2 separate regions of the Mus musculus genome follow, and region 1 is linked to region 2. The links are chromatin loops, found by intact Hi-C in ENCODE. Cell type or tissue: gastrocnemius. All regions are shown on one strand. Each heading gives the region's core, and the rest is flanking DNA. Links, peaks and the distances in the headings are about the cores only.

What was found. Hi-C counts contacts between places; a loop is a spot of excess contacts. Peaks named below come from ENCODE experiments on the same cell type or tissue, not always from the same donor. Only the 100,000 strongest peaks of a DNase experiment are listed, where the experiment ranks them.
Region 1: a loop joins it to region 2, with 4 times the contacts of the local background. A loop is called at or near these places in 5 of 42 quality-filtered maps.

The regions. Positions count from the first base shown.
Region 1 is chr2:91,647,681-91,650,585 of GRCm38, forward strand. Zfp408 (zinc finger protein 408) reads right to left here and starts at 2,111. Exons shown (of 5, transcript NM_001347175.2): 1 at 2,024-2,111; 2 at 1,471-1,745; 3 at 336-397; 4 at 1-166. The coding sequence starts at 2,069. Arhgap1 (Rho GTPase activating protein 1) reads left to right here and starts at 2,438. Exons shown (of 14, transcript NM_001359970.1): 1 at 2,438-2,572. In gastrocnemius, for the core only: no CTCF peak of the experiment used is centred there; DNase peaks (open chromatin) are centred at 1,653 and 2,426; H3K4me3 peaks cover 1,627 bases; H3K27ac peaks cover 1,413 bases.
Region 2 is chr2:91,708,872-91,711,776 of GRCm38, forward strand. Atg13 (autophagy related 13) reads right to left here and starts at 1,721. Exons shown (of 17, transcript NM_001355419.1): 1 at 1,376-1,721. It overlaps Harbi1 (harbinger transposase derived 1), which reads left to right and starts at 1,981. Exons shown (of 3, transcript NM_178724.5): 1 at 1,981-2,380. In gastrocnemius, for the core only: a CTCF peak has its summit at 1,321 (motif pointing right); DNase peaks (open chromatin) are centred at 1,678 and 1,995; H3K4me3 peaks cover 2,393 bases; H3K27ac peaks cover 2,031 bases.

The DNA.
Region 1 (2,905 bases), core at 263-2,762, 61 kb before region 2:
CTCCAGCTTGGGGTGCAGGACACTTAGACTCTTCTGCGGAGACTGTGGGCGCAGCAGCAACTCAAAGCCTGGCAGTATAGTCTGGTCCACCTGCAGGTGTAGCTTCTCCCTGATCCAGACCAAGGACGCATTGCCATCACTCTGCAGTCTTCCCTCCTGCACCAAACTACAAGACAGAGCAGGAGCTGGCTCAACAGACCCTCCTCACGTGGCTTCCTCTGACCCCTCCGTCATCCCCTTGCATCACACGTTGGAAAAGACCGCCGGGAAGGCAACGAGAATTGGCTTCAGGTTCCATCCCAAGCAGAGCGTGTGCGCGCACTAGTTTTACTTACCTGGTCCAAGTGGAACTTTGCTGCCGGGGACAGATGGCTCCGCACGGGGCTAACGAGAAGTCCTAGAATAAAACAATGAGATCCCTTTCCCCGTGCCTGCGAGGAGTGAGGGGCAGACAGCAAAACAAAAGCAAAGCAAATCTGGGCACAACCTTTCTGGGGCAAAGCTAAGCTGAAACTTTTGGGATTTTTTTTTGATTGTTTTTGAAACAGGGTTGTCCTGGAACTCACTCTGTAGACCGGGCTGGTCTCGAACTCAGAGATCTTCCTGCCTCTGCCTCCCTAGTGCTAGGATTAAAGACATGCACCACTCCCCAACTCCTCCCCCACTTTTTTTTTTCATAAGATGAAACTCTAAGGCTAGCAGCAGCCTCTGAGGTTGCCTCTACACTATGGTGCTGTGTGGTTTGTTTTTTTTTTTTTTTTTTTTTTTTGGTTTTTCAAGACATGGTTTCTCTGTGTAGCCCTGGTTGTCCTGGCACTAACTCTGTAGACCAAGCTGGCCTCGAACTCAGAAATCCGCCTGCCTCTGCGTCTGCCTCCCCCCGCCCCCCTCCCACCCAGTGCTGGGATTAAAGGCGTGTGCCACCGCGCCCAGTTCTATGGTGCTGTTTTATATCTTCAGTCAGTGAAGACCAGAGAGTCCACTCACCTCTCCTTAAAGGTGTGGAAAGCTCTAAACAGCACAGCCTTTCAGCAAATACCAAACAGAAAACGCTGCAAGAGCACCAATACTTTTAAACAATCCTTACTAATGCTTACAAAGCACAGGCGTATTTGGCTTGCATCGTGTCCTCTGGTCTTCCAAAGGATCTCGGTAACAGCCACAACTTTCTTTTACAGGTGAGTAATATTAGGTGTGTAATTTAGCTAACTAGTTAACAGGTTTGAATCTGATCCTGGTAACCTTAGCTTCTGACCTTTGTCTCTGCCAACACAGTAGGAATTCAGGTTCTCACAACTTCTTTGCATCTGCTTTAGTTACTGCTGCTTAGGTAGAGCAAGACAGCGCTGCAATGAAGGGACAATTATTTCTCGAGTTTGAAAATATCCTGCTTCTAACAAACTGGAAGAGCTGTCCGGAAATGTCTGAACCTCCCCCAAACTTTCAGACAGATGTCCGACTCCTCAATACCTCCTCGTGCGGTGTCTTCATTCCCTCGCCCTTCTCCAGGACGGACTCATCTTCCAGAGGTCCCCAATGCAGGCCGGGCTGCAGGGGTGCTCCTACACACCAGACCCCCAAGTGCTGATTCCTGGATCTCGAGGGGCCCACGGCCAAGCCCTGGGGGAGGCTCCTTAGAACAAGGATGGCAGGGCTCGTACCCGGCGGGCAGGCTTTGAGGCCCGGAGCAAAGCCTTTTCCGGAAGGGCTCCATCCTGAATCCTGGCCCAGGGGTGGCTCTGGGGCTGCAGGGAGACGGGAAGGCAGTAAAGGAGTGGTCCATGAAGGCGTGGGGTTGGGGAAAGAGAGGTACAGGGTCAGCTATGACCCAAGAGTCCGAGGGATTAGCAAGGTTCTAGTTAGTAGGGCCCTTGAATGGTTGGGAGGGAGTCTAGTCTCTTAGGGCACCGGAGCAGGATCCCAGGCTCAAGAGAAAAAGGGATGTAAGGGAATGCGCTGACTAGAAAAACGCTGTGGCCATCTAGTCCAGGGCTGAGGGTCGCAGACATCGCAGGTCACTCACGGTGCGGCTCTATTTTCCCCAAGATCACCTCCTCCACCTCCTTCATCGTGGGACAGAGATTCTCTCGCCACTCCCCTCTACCGGAAGTGAGCGTTTTTGTCCCGGTTCCTCCCGGAAACAGTCCTTGATTTTCAAATTTAAGCTCAAGGAAGAATCCGGGTGGTTAGGCATCATTGAAGGATGGACCTGGGAGTTTGGAAGTACTTGACAGATAAAACCCTGTCCGATGGGCGATACGAACCTAGGATTTCAGAGGCCCGCTAGTTTCCTGCATCTGGAAAAGCGGAACCCAACTCACTCACTTTAGGTAGCGGCGAGTCGGACAGCTCGGCTAATTAACCTCACATTTTGTCAGGTGATTGCCGGAAGTGGGCGGAGCACCAAGAAAGCCTTGTTTGGTCCGGGCAGCAAGCCGGAAGTAGGTAGAAGAAATGGCGGAAGTGGTTGGGGAGCTGGGGGCCCCCGAGGGGGCGGTTCCCATTCCCATCTCGGAGCCGGATGTTTGCCGAGCTTTGACAGGCGTGGCAGAGGAAGCATTGCCGGAACGAGGTGAGCTGCGGAGCGCGGGGTCTCTTTGGGCGTGGTGGTGGGGAAGAGCTGCTCTGGTCAACGGAAGGAATTGGGTCGGAAAGGGGAAAATCCGAGGCAGTGGGTCGGGAGTGGAATTGGGCCCGAGGGCCTGGGTCTCTTCGCTGCCGGGATTTTTCCCATTTCGGCGCCTGCAATGAGAAGACAGCCACTTTCTCTGACTTGTTCCTGCCCTCCCTCTGCAAGGCATAGGCCAAGCCAGAGCAAGCCGGTGGGAGGGAGGGAGAAGTCGTCCTGATCAGATCTGGCATAGCACTGAGAGCTAGAAATCAGGGGAAGTGATCCACCTTGTCA
Region 2 (2,905 bases), core at 187-2,686:
CAATGCACTCTACAGTTAAAAGCAGGCAGGTATTTAAAATGAATGTGAAAATAATTTTAATGAGTTATAAGCCTTTAAAAGATTTAAATTCAGTCTATAGTGTTTGGTATGGTAGTTCACACTTCTAGTATTCAGGAGGAAGAGATTCAGGAGTTCAAGGTCACCCAAAACTATATAAAGTGAAAACCAGCCTAGGCTATATAAATATCCTGTCTCAAAAACCTACAAGAGCAGATAGATAGATAGTGTTGTTTGGTTGTATTACATGCCTATAGCCCAGACCTGGGGAGTCAGAGGCAATAGGACTGCTAACAAGTTCAATACTAGCCTAGTCTACATAGTGAGTTCCAGGCCAACAAGTGTAATACACAAAAAGATCTTGTCTCAAAAAGCAGAGATTAATTGGTTGTGAATATAGCTCTGTAGTAGACTGAGCAGAGTGATAGGTTAAACCTCAAGTAAGAACACGTATGTGTTTGTGTATAGATATATAATTATTGTATACATATAAACATATACATATAAATAAATTTATACATATTTCATTAGGAGAATTTCAAAACTAGACATGATGGTATATGCTAGATAATCTCAACACTTACGATGCCGGGAAAGGAGGATCAGTAACTCAAGGCAAACAAACCCTGGCTGCATAGGTGAACCCTGTTTCCAACTATCCCAACCTAGGCCTGTGACAGCCTGCGTCGGTATTCTCAGCTCCTCAGGAGGCTGAGTGAAGAAGATAACTGAAGCACAGGAGTTTAAGGCCAACCTGGGCTACGGGCTACCACCGAAGTGGGGAGGGGGGAGCCAACAAAGGAATGTTACCTTGAGGATAGATTGAGCAGATTAACTAGGAAAAAAGTGAATGAGAGATTTACAACCCAAGAAGGTGCTTAGCCACTTAATTCAGAGATTTAATGAGAATAGGTTTTCGCAGGTTATTCCACTGCCAGTAAGAACATAGTCCCCTTTTTCACTAGTCAAGTCACCCTCACTTACAGGAGGACTTCATACTTGGCATTAAAAATTTTTTTTGATTGACTGAAAACTTACCTAACCTACCTTGATACCCAACACCGGAGTTACGGCCCTACAAATGTTCTCCAATAGATCTTTTTGACATAACTCAAAGAGACAATAAAGTAGCAAGAAAATTTCGGGGGATGTCTGTAACGGTTGGGACGCCTCAAGAGCCAACAGGGTCTACACCAACCCAACTTCTCGTAGAAAACATAATCAGGGGATTATGGAACTGAACCTCGGTTGCTTGGCTTGGGCGTCCCCAAGGTGGTGGCCAAGGGAACACAGATCAGTGACCTCCCACTCGGGGGCGCTGAAAGATCCGGGGGTTATTACCCTCAAAAGTGAGTACCTGCGAAGCTACGGCACAGAGAGTGGCTCCGGGCTCTCATTCCGGAGGCCGGGGCCTGGGGCCGGCCAACTGCACCTCCCAGCAGAGGGTTCCGCGCTCCCGGGCGGTAGTGACAGCACAGGTCGCAGAGAGATATCTCACGCTAACGAGGCTCCGGGATCCCAGAACTGAAAAAGCTGTCGGACTGGTGTGGACTGGTTTTTCTCAGAGCTTCCCCTTCACACGTCAAACGATCTCTCCCGCCCTAAGCCAGCAACCAGTCGCTGCCCGGCGCCGCCATCCTTAGTGTTTGTTTTCATCCGCTTCAGTGCAGGCGGTGGGGAGGTAGAGCGCTACGGAGGAAATGCAGCTGCCTAAATTCAGCTGCACTTTCGCTACACCACAAACGACCTATTTAATATTTCTGTACATCAGAGTCTTCAAGAAAGGCGGCTTATTTCCAGAAATAAATCATATGATTAATTTTAAAGCCTTTTAGGAGAAAAAAAAGGGTTTGGGAAGGAATTTAGGGAGTTGGAGACTGGGCTTCGTGTAGAATGTACGGAAGCGAAGCGCAGGCCGCGGTGGCCGAGGTGCTGATGACGCGGCGTGGGGCGGGCGCTGACGCGGAAGGGGAGGTGCGGCTGTTGCGCACCGTGGCGGCTTGTGTGCGGCCGTGGGTTCCGGAGGCGGGCCTTCTTCGGCCCCGAGGGTGGAGAGTGCTCCGGTTAATCCGGTAGCTACGGAAAGGTGGCGATCAGCGTTCGGTTATTCTGGGTCGAGCAGCCAGACTTTGGTTATCTTACTATTTTTGAGACAAGGTCTCGCTGTGTAACTCAGGTTAGCTTTGAACGTAATGTAGCTCCAGCAGGCATGGAGCACGCGGCGATGCTACCCAGTTTCCAGAATGCTAACATTACAGGCTGGACCAGCCTTAGGAGCTTTTTGTTTTGTTTTACTTTGTTTTGACTGGTGCTCGTAGTCCACGCTTGCCTCGCACATGATCTTCTGGTCTACACTTCCCAAGTACAGTGAGCCCATTCCTGGCTGGGGCATCTTTACTTACACGGCTTTTAAAGGAATAAACTTTTTAAATACATTTATGTTTTGGAGGCGGGCGTGATGTGGCAAGGGTGTTGGACGATTCTTTCTTTCCACCATATGGATCTCAGATAGCCAACTAATTTATTTCACCAGGCTTCACAGGCAAACCCTGTGCCCTCGGAGCCATCTTTGTCCCTTAATACTGTTTTGAAAGCGGGTTGAAAAGTGGCCTCGGTGTTCCAGACCTACCTGGTTCACTTAGCTTTTTCCTCCTTTCCTTCCTTTTATACTCTTCCTTCCTTTCTAGCCTAAAGCTTCGGGATTTGGGTCTCTTGAGATGAAGGGAAAGCCTGTTACAGCAGACAGTGTAGGTCCCCAGGCAGGGCCACAGACTGTCTTTCTTCCTTTCTCCCCCCCCCCCACCCCCCCTTTGTTCTACATCTCTAGTTGGACTGGTTTGAGCACTCCCTCATCTGTGGAGCCATAGGGCTTTGCAAAACAAACCTC